Linked DNA regions of Mus musculus: region 1 is linked to region 2. Evidence: chromatin contacts called from ENCODE POLR2A ChIA-PET data. All regions are on one chromosome and are shown on one strand. Each heading gives the region's core, a stretch centred on a gene start or an enhancer-like site at or near the end of the contact. The rest is flanking DNA. Distances are from core to core; before and after follow the strand shown. Region 1 holds the start of Dgat1 (diacylglycerol O-acyltransferase 1). Region 2 holds the start of Vps28 (vacuolar protein sorting 28).

The links. ChIA-PET counts read pairs that join two places held with the same protein, here RNA polymerase II (POLR2A).
Region 1: POLR2A ChIA-PET joins it to region 2 with 18 read pairs in embryonic stem cell. The contact joins the promoter of Dgat1 here to the promoter of Vps28 in region 2. POLR2A ChIA-PET finds 5 or more read pairs at or near these places in 4 of 5 experiments (Patski and embryonic stem cell).

The regions. Positions count from the first base shown.
Region 1 is chr15:76,510,079-76,514,397 of GRCm38, reverse strand. It overlaps Dgat1 (diacylglycerol O-acyltransferase 1), which reads left to right and starts at 2,404. Exons shown (of 17, transcript NM_010046.3): 1 at 2,404-2,843. The coding sequence starts at 2,617.
Region 2 is chr15:76,624,131-76,628,496 of GRCm38, reverse strand. It overlaps Vps28 (vacuolar protein sorting 28), which reads left to right and starts at 2,413. Exons shown (of 10, transcript NM_025842.4): 1 at 2,413-2,508; 2 at 3,292-3,363; 3 at 3,877-3,905; 4 at 4,012-4,049; 5 at 4,322-4,366. The coding sequence starts at 3,327. Tonsl (tonsoku-like, DNA repair protein) reads left to right here. Exons shown (of 26, transcript NM_183091.3): 26 at 2,015-2,260. The coding sequence ends at 2,196.

The sequences.
Region 1 (4,319 bases), core at 1,155-3,654, 110 kb after region 2:
TTGTGGGTGAACAAATAGCCTAGGACTGTCTTCACATAGTACTGTCTCCACCCACCCAAACACCACTTTTTTGGTGGTAGCAAAGGCATACAGGAAGTCTTGTATCTTCCTACTTTCTAGAGGACCCCACAGTTTCAGGGCCTTGATTGCTTCTGTTTCTTTTCTTTTTTTAAAAAATATTTATTTATTTATTTATTATATGTAAGCACACTGTATCTGTTTTCAGACACTTCAGAAGAGGGCATCAGATTTTCTGTTATGGATGGTTGCAAGCCACCATGTGGTGTGTGTGTGTGTGTGTGTGTGTGTGTGTGTCCCCGCTTCTGTTTCTTTATGTTAGTAGGCCAAAAGGAATGGAAACAGCTTCCTGGAGGGTTTTGATGAGCCCTCTTCTCCACCACTGCAAACTCTCCGAAGCAGGTTTTCCTTGGCCTGCTTGTAATCCTAGGGTGCTGGGTTCAGCCTGAAGCTGTTTGTGACTTTTTTTTAAAATTAAATTTTTAAAAAACATTATTTATTGTATGAGTGCTCTGCTGCATATACACCCACATGCCAGAAGAGGACATCAGTTACCCTTATAGATGGTTGTGAGCCACCATGCGGTTGCTGGGAATTGAACTCAGGACCTCTCAGAAGAGCAGCCAGGGCTCATAACTGCCGAGCCATCTCACCAGCCCTGTCTGCACACTTTTTTTTTTTTCAAGACAGGGTTTCTCTGTGTAGCCCTGGCTGTCCTGGAACTCTATAGACCAGGTTGACCTCGAACTCAGAAATTTGCCTGCCTCTGCCTCCTGAGTGCTGGGATTAAAGGCGTGTGCCACCACTCACGTTAAATTTCAACAGTGAAGCTGTCTGCATATCGCAATCATCCATTCCAGCCTTTCCTCCTTGAATCAGGCCCTGGAACTCTGACATCGGTGCCATCTCTTTGGCACAGGTCTCCATAGAACCATCCTTCCTGATGGCTCTGGTCATCCTCTGGTCTCTTCACTCCCATGGCCTCTTGGAGGCTGACAGCTGTAAGGCTGAATGTCAATGAATAGCTGTCTCCAAGGAGGACTTTCATTCTCTTGGATGGTGTGGATTCATCTCTGGCTTTAGTGGCAGCCTAGGCCTCAACCTTCCACTTTTAGTTTTTGGTTTCAAACTGGAAGCTGGTGTAGCCAACGTGCTAGCCCAGGAGAATGTGGAAGCCTCGTATTCACTTAACAGAGGAAGGAGCGGGAAAGGCATGGCAGAGCTCACACGACTTACCTTCACTTCAGGCTCCCAAAGAGACTTTTTCTTTCACTCTGCCTCCTTTTGGGGTCACTATTCACAAAGACCTAGCCCTTGCCTTGCCAAGGACCAGATGAAAGACTGGGCCAGCAACAAAGGAATGCTCGGAGACACTGACCAGGTTGGCTCTGATCCACAAAAGTCCAAGCCTGGGTTCGCTTTTCTCTGCATATGTACAAAGACACCACCGGCAGGGCAGCCCAGATTGCTCATCATGAGATGTGTCGTGAAGAAAGTGTGACCTGAGGGAAGGAGTCAGTGGATACTACAGAAGTGGAGGGAGCTTAATAGGAAGACTAGTAGCATCCTGTAGGAGAGGCTACCAACCTTGTCCTATAGAGGTGCTTCTTAGGCCTGCTATTCCCCAGAAGAGAAAGCCACTATTCTCCTTGGTCCTTTATAGTGTTTCTGAAGGAAATTAGGTGCTTCCTCAGGTCTAGAATGTATGCACGGCGGTGTCTAAATCAGGCACGTTGCTTGTCGGGCCCTCGACAGCACTGTGGGGCGGTAGAGGAAGAGGCCATGGTGACTGGTGAGTTGCTTCTTTTAACTAACTGGGCAGTTGCACACATTTGCTGTAATGCGAAGCTGGGTATTTCTCCAGTTTGATCCTTTGACAGGCTATGTGCTCCAAGGTACATTTAAACTGGTTCCTGCCTAGCAGCTAGGGATCTTTCGGAGAACGATGCTGCCAGAGCAGATAAGTCTGTCGGTTGTGCGCTCAAAAATGGATTTGGAACCGCAAGACGTCAGCGCAGTTTCATAAATGACCTACACTCAAACCGCTGCTGGGGATGACGAAAGGATGTTTTTACATAAGTGGGACAAGAGGCAAGCAAGAGGTCAGAGGAAGTGCGTAGCTGCCAGGGAGCCAGGAGCCGGGGCAGTTCTCCTCCCGCTTGCTCCTCGCAGTGAGACAGCACCTCGGACCTCTTCCACCGAAGTTCACAGCCAAGCTGCACACTAGTTGCTTCTGCCAGCCTGTGACTGCAATTCCCAGAGTGCTATACGTCACCAGCTCCCGGTGCCTTCAACTCCCAGGAGGCTCCGCGCTCTGCTCCCGCGACTCCCAGCGTGCTCCGCGTCTTCGATTAGGCTCCGCCTCCGCTCGGCCTCGGACTACAAATGGACTCTCCAGTTGACGCCACAGCCAGTCAGCTGCTCCGCAGCATCGCAGCCTCAGCGTCGCAGAGGTAGTCGTGCGCTGCGCCGGCTACGGAGGCCGGCAGGGGGCGGCGGCGGAGGCCGTTGCTCAGGGTCCAGAGGCGGGGCCGCGGGCTCCAAGCGCTGAGAGCCGGCGGAGCACGACTGGGCCGCGACGAGGTGCGGGCCGAAGCCATGGGCGACCGCGGAGGCGCGGGAAGCTCTCGGCGTCGGAGGACCGGCTCGCGGGTTTCCGTCCAGGGTGGTAGTGGGCCCAAGGTAGAAGAGGACGAGGTGCGAGACGCGGCTGTGAGCCCCGACTTGGGCGCCGGGGGTGACGCGCCGGCTCCGGCTCCGGCTCCAGCCCATACCCGGGACAAAGACGGGCGGACCAGCGTGGGCGACGGCTACTGGGATCTGAGGTAGCGGAGTGCCTGATCCCCTTACATCTGACCTCTCCAGTGACGCTCCTAGTTCTTAAAAGTTGGCCACAGCTTTGCGAGTTACGCGGCCGGGGCTCCCCTGGGGCTGTACTGGGACACGGGCTTTGGGGAGAGGGTCACTTGCCAAGGTCACCCAGGTGTGGTCGTGTAGCCGACCAGGGAGTCTGGGTAGAGGAGTGGGCAGCAGCCCCCTTTCCATATTGCTTAGGAAAGTAAGCACACCTTGAGGCAGAGTCCCTTGAGGTCCTTTCTGAGGAGTGGGTAGCAGGAAATGTGAGCCCCGGGGGGGTGGGGGGTGGAGATGAATGGGCTTTCTTCAGTGGAAGGAGGCTGATGTTTTCCAGGGAGGGTTATGATGAAGAGTTACCTTTGCAAAAACTACGAGGGGTGTCCTGTGGGTAGAGAAGGCTGCTAGAGGCTCCAGAGGACACACGCCTGTTTGAGGCGATGGGTATGGGCGTTTGCTCGGGGCAGAGGACAGTACAGGAAGCTTTCTAGTACTAACAGGCTGCATGGCTTATTCACCCCTCTTCCAGCAAGTAGGAGGGCCTGAAGGAAGCCCAGCTTATGTTACCAGAATGACTTCGGGCTATAGGGGCAGAGCTGACTACTAAGTGAGACTTTCATCCCGTGGTTGGAGTACCGGAGAGAGGTTTGGTATGAACACACCTATGGGAGAGGCCCTGCTTAGCTGAAGAAATGGAGACTGTCTCCTACAAAGCCGGCCCTGAGACTCTTTTTGGTGATCATCATGGGACCCTTTAGTAGCTCTGGGTTAGGAAGTACCTGAGGGGCTTGGAGGAAGTGGCTATCTAGGGTGGCAAAGTCTGGTTCTCTTTGTATCAACAATCTTTTTCTAGTGGGCACGGTGCCCCCCACGCCCCAGCTGCCCTAGGGTGTTCACAGTTCACCCAGGAGATAAGATAACTTCAGTGTGAGGCAGGTATGGCATATTATGAACAAAGGTCAGGTAAGGAGGCCTTGGAGGCAAGAGTGGGGGAGGAGGTTGGCCCTCCTTAGAGGGATCATGATTTTCTGTAAATCAAAGCTGGTCTTGAGAGAGGCTGGCCTCCCATTTTCCACCTGAAAAGATGTTGTGTGTGTGCGCTCTCTCTCAAACAAACACACAAACAGGGTTTCTCTGTGTAGCCCTGGTTGTCCTGGAACTAGTTCTGTAGATCAGGCTAGCCTCAAACAGCTCCACCTGTGTCTGTCTCCCAAGTGGTGGGATTAAAGGTGCCCGCTGCATCAGAAAAGATGTTAAGGGTCCTATGTCCTAAGGTCCTGTGATCCTAACAATCCCCTATTCTGAATGCCCTCATTGTCCTTTCCTTTAGGAGTCAGGAGTTTGGCTAGTATGACCTCTGGAGCAGTGGGGAAAGTATCTTTTTATCTTTGAGGTCTCAGTTGTAGGCCAAGTTACTATGCAGGGATAGGCAAGAGAGAACAGTCACA
Region 2 (4,366 bases), core at 1,164-3,663:
TAATAATAATAATAGTGATAATAATAATAATAAACCAAAGGAGGGGCTGGAGGAATGGTCAACACTTAGGGGTGCTCTTCCAGAGACCCTCATTTCAAATCTCAGCATCAAACATAGCAGCTCACAACCTTTGGAACTTCAGTTCCAAGGGATCTGAAGGCAGATCTGCAGGCAGCCTGGCTTCACACAGTACACAGATAGACATGCAAATGAAATGAAACACCAGTACACACAAAGCAATTTGAATTTATTTATTTATTTATTTATTTATTTATTTATATTTTCGAGACAGGGTTTCTCTATGTAGCCCTAGCTGTCCTGGAACCAAGATGGCATCAAACTCGAGACTCACTGCCTCCAGGGTGCTGGGATTAAAGGTGTGCACCGCCAAATGAGTACACTGTAGCTGTCCTCAGACACACCAGACAAGTGTGAAGGCATCAGATTTCATTACAGATAATTGTGAGCCACCATGTGGTTGCTGGGAATTGAACTCAGGACCTCTGGAAGAGTAGTCAGTGCTCTTAACCACTGAGCCATCTCTCCAGTCCCAAAATAATTTGTTTTTGTTTGTTTTGTTTTGTTATTTTGGTTGGGTTTTTTGTTTTTCAAGACAGGGTTTCTCTGTATAGCCCTGGCTGTCCTGGAACTCACTTTGTAGACCAGGCTGGCCTTAGACTCAGAAATCTGCCTGCCTCTGCCTCCCAAATGCTGGGACTAAAGGCGTGTGCCACCACTGCCCAGCTTGTTTTGTTTTCAAGCAGGGTTTTTCTGTATATGCCTGGCTGTCCTGGAACTCATTGTGTAGATCAAAATGTCCTTGAACTCACAGAGATCTGCCCGCCTCTACCTCCTGAGTGCTGGGGCTAAGGGTGTGCACCACTGCCCAGCTGTTCCTTTAGCTTTTGGTTGTGGGATATCCTTTCTTCTGTGCAGCCTTCTCTTTTGGCTAGGAACAGTTTATTCCTTCTCAGTGAGAATCATCTTACTTACTTACAGGGGGAACCCATGGGTTAGTTCACCATAAAAACTCAACAGTGACCAGAGAGAACATATATCCAAACTTTGTAAGAGAACATATATCAAAACTTCTTTGGGGGCCACTGACTGACTGGCCTGGCAAACATTTTCCAACTCCACCTTTATAGACAGACCTCTGAAACAATGCACATTGCTTCTTTAAAGTGACATTTTTCAGATACACATGCACACCCCCTCACAGCCTAGGCAGCTCCTCGGGTATTCTTAAAATGATCATGAAGATTTGAACCTCCTTTTGGAGTGGCAAATTGTTTGTTGTTTTTTGAGACAGGGTGTCTCTGTGTAGTCCTGGCTGTTCTGGAGCTCTGTAAAGTTTCCTCTCTACCTGGAGAGGACTGAGATTAAAGGCGGATGCCACCAGGGCAGGCATGATTTGGACCTTTTGTTTTTGCGGGGTTTTCTGGGTCAGGAGGGTAGCAAATCATTGTTACTTGCAGAAAACCTTATTTCCTCATTCCTGTCCACCAGTCAGTGATCCAAGTTCCGCTTAAGGGGTGCTTGCTCTCTCAACCTGCCCCCCTCCCTCCTTCCTTGCCTTATCTACTAATAAGCTAGCTTGTCCCGTTACACCAACGCACTCTCCACCTTATAAGTGTGCCTGATGGCCTGGCCTGCCACTGCCTTGCCCAGCTGAGATTTGAGGGTGGCAGCCTTTCCCCCTGGAGGATAAAAACTGAGCACAGGGGAGTCCCTGGGTTTTTCCTGTATCTCACCCCCTCTTCCCAACACAATGGTATTTCTGGCAGCTGTGCGCTTCATCCAGTTCCCTGACAACCTTGAGCCTACTGGGATCTCTGACTTGATCAAGGCCTGGCATTCACTAGCCTCCAGAGATCCGAGGGCCCACAGTATACAGATATATTGAGTCCTTTTTATGATGGGACAAGCCAAAATGTAGGCTCCGAGGTACAACATAAGCACTATGCCTCCTGTGGGTGTGTAAGTTAAACCTACCTCCTCCTCACCCCCACAGGCTGCTCTATTCAAGGGCCGCTGAACTCTGACCTCTGGGACAAGATCTTCGTGCAGTTGCAGGAGTTGCAACTGTGCACCAAAGACCTGAGCACCAAAGACCGAGACTCGGTGTGTCAGAGACTGCCAGAGGGTGCGTGCACAATGGACCAAAGTTCCAAGCTCTTCTTTAAATGCCTCTGATCCTAGTCCTGCCGTTTCCTCCAGAAGAAAAAGAAAAACCTTAATAAACTATGCTGCTATCTCATTTGTGTCAGCTCTCTGCGAAAAGGGTGGGCGATGTGAGCTGTAAAAGCCTTGACAGGCGGAGCTACTCCAGAGCGCAAGCTCAGGCAAAAAAAGCCGAGTGCCGATCAATGGATTTGGCTTGCTATGTGCGTAGGCTCAAGGTTAGAGGATGAGTGCCGAGCTGCCGATCGGGTTTCCCGGCAGGCGCAGGCGGAAAAAGCGAGCACCGAGCTTCTGTCGCCATCTCCGGGACTCCAAACGCCCCAGGTACACAGCGGCGGTGGCCGGGTCCCCTCTTCATAGGAACCCTTTGGTCTAGGTGTCCCGGTCCCGTCTCCTCTGGGGCTCAGCGGCCCTTGCCGCGCGGCCAGTGTCTCAGTAGGTGATGGGCGCTGTCAAGTGGCATTGCTGGTCCACAGTTCAGGTTCCCCTGTCTGTGAGGGTACCCACCTTTCTTCTGCGACTCCGCCGGCTATTCCTAGCTCCTGCGACCTCGGTAGCTCTCGCTGCTCCTCAAGCCACTCCATCTCAGTTTGACCATCTTCCTTGAACATTTGTTTTCACCCCATTTCAAATCCTGAGGCGTGTCTGGGCTGGCTTCCTTATTAGACAGGACCTATCCTGGGCCTTGCCTCCGCCACTTTGCCGCATCAACCAATAAGCTTGCCCTTATTCATTTCTCCAGTATCTCCCACAGATTAGGGTAAAACCTACCTCCACACTTTCCCTCACACACAGAAAGCCCCGGACACCTAGTCTCAGTTCATTTCCACTGAAAGATGTTGCAACAATGCCCTTCCCCTGTGCCCAAGATGCTGCCCCAGTTCTAACAGCTACTCTTCCCTACCCTAACCCAGCTAACAGGCAGGACTCCCATGGCACTCGATGTTCATCCTCAAAGCCTGACATGACATTCCCCCATGACAGTCCTTTAGCATCCTGTGCCGTTCCTGTAGAGAGCAGGAAAGCTGTTCACAACGCTCTGATCTCCAGAGCCCAGTTCTTAAGGTGTAAGGGGACCCTTGAGTTAGTGTTGGCTCTGCTTTCCAGGTCTCTTGTGCTGTATAGCTGCCTGGGCCTGCAGGATGTTCCACGGGATCCCAGCTACTCCTGGTGTTGGAGGTGAGTGTAGGCTAAACTGGGAGGAAGGGGAGGAGCCAAGGCTTTCCCTGTTGCAGGGGCTGTTGGGAAAGGACCACACTGCTACGTCCATCCCGTAGTCATTAGGCCCTGGGTAATGACTAGGGCCAGAATTATTTCTGGTGGGAATCTGAGGGCCCCTGCAATACCCTGCTGGGGAGCGAGAATATACTCCAATGTGGTCAGAACCTCTGGCATCCTGAGCAACTCTGGGTCTCCAACTGCATGTGTGAAGCATCTGACAGGCTTTTATTTGTACCAAGTTGTGGTTCTGTGTACAAACTACAGTCATGTTGGCGGGGGAAGAGAGCTAAACCTAGCAATCTGTATGTAGCCTCTTAGAGGCCATATTGGTAGGAGGTGAGGCTGGAGCCCCTATTCTGTGCTTCCCTTTGAGCTCTGTGATACATGGCATGGGAGACACCTTCTTGGGACGTAACTGAAGTGGGCCTGTCCTGGGGTCACCCTTGTCAGCTCCTCCTTGCTCTGTTGCAGCCCCTGGGAACAAGCCGGAGCTGTATGAGGTAGGTAGCAGATCCTCACCTGGCCACTGCAAACACCATGTGGCTGTCACTGGTTCTATAACCACGCCTGGAGATGCTGACTGACTCTTGCCTGCTTTTCCAACAGGAAGTAAAGCTCTACAAGAATGCTCGGGAGCGGGAGAAGTAAGTCTAAGCTGCCACGCACACATGCACATGCACACATACGCACACATGCACACTTGCACCCATCCAGCCTCCATGGCTGGCCCAGCAGTCTACCAAACCCACCACCACACCAATGGTTGGGGAGAACATGGCGTCGCGCTAGGAAGATGGTCCCTGAGGAATATGTACCAGGGATGGAGTGGGAGGTGGGCTGAACTCTGCCATAGGTGCAGAGCAGCAGTTGGCTGCCCTGCCTCTGGACAGCGGCCTGATGGATGGCTTTGTCTTAGGTATGACAACATGGCAGAGCTCTTTGCCGTGGTGAAGACGATGCA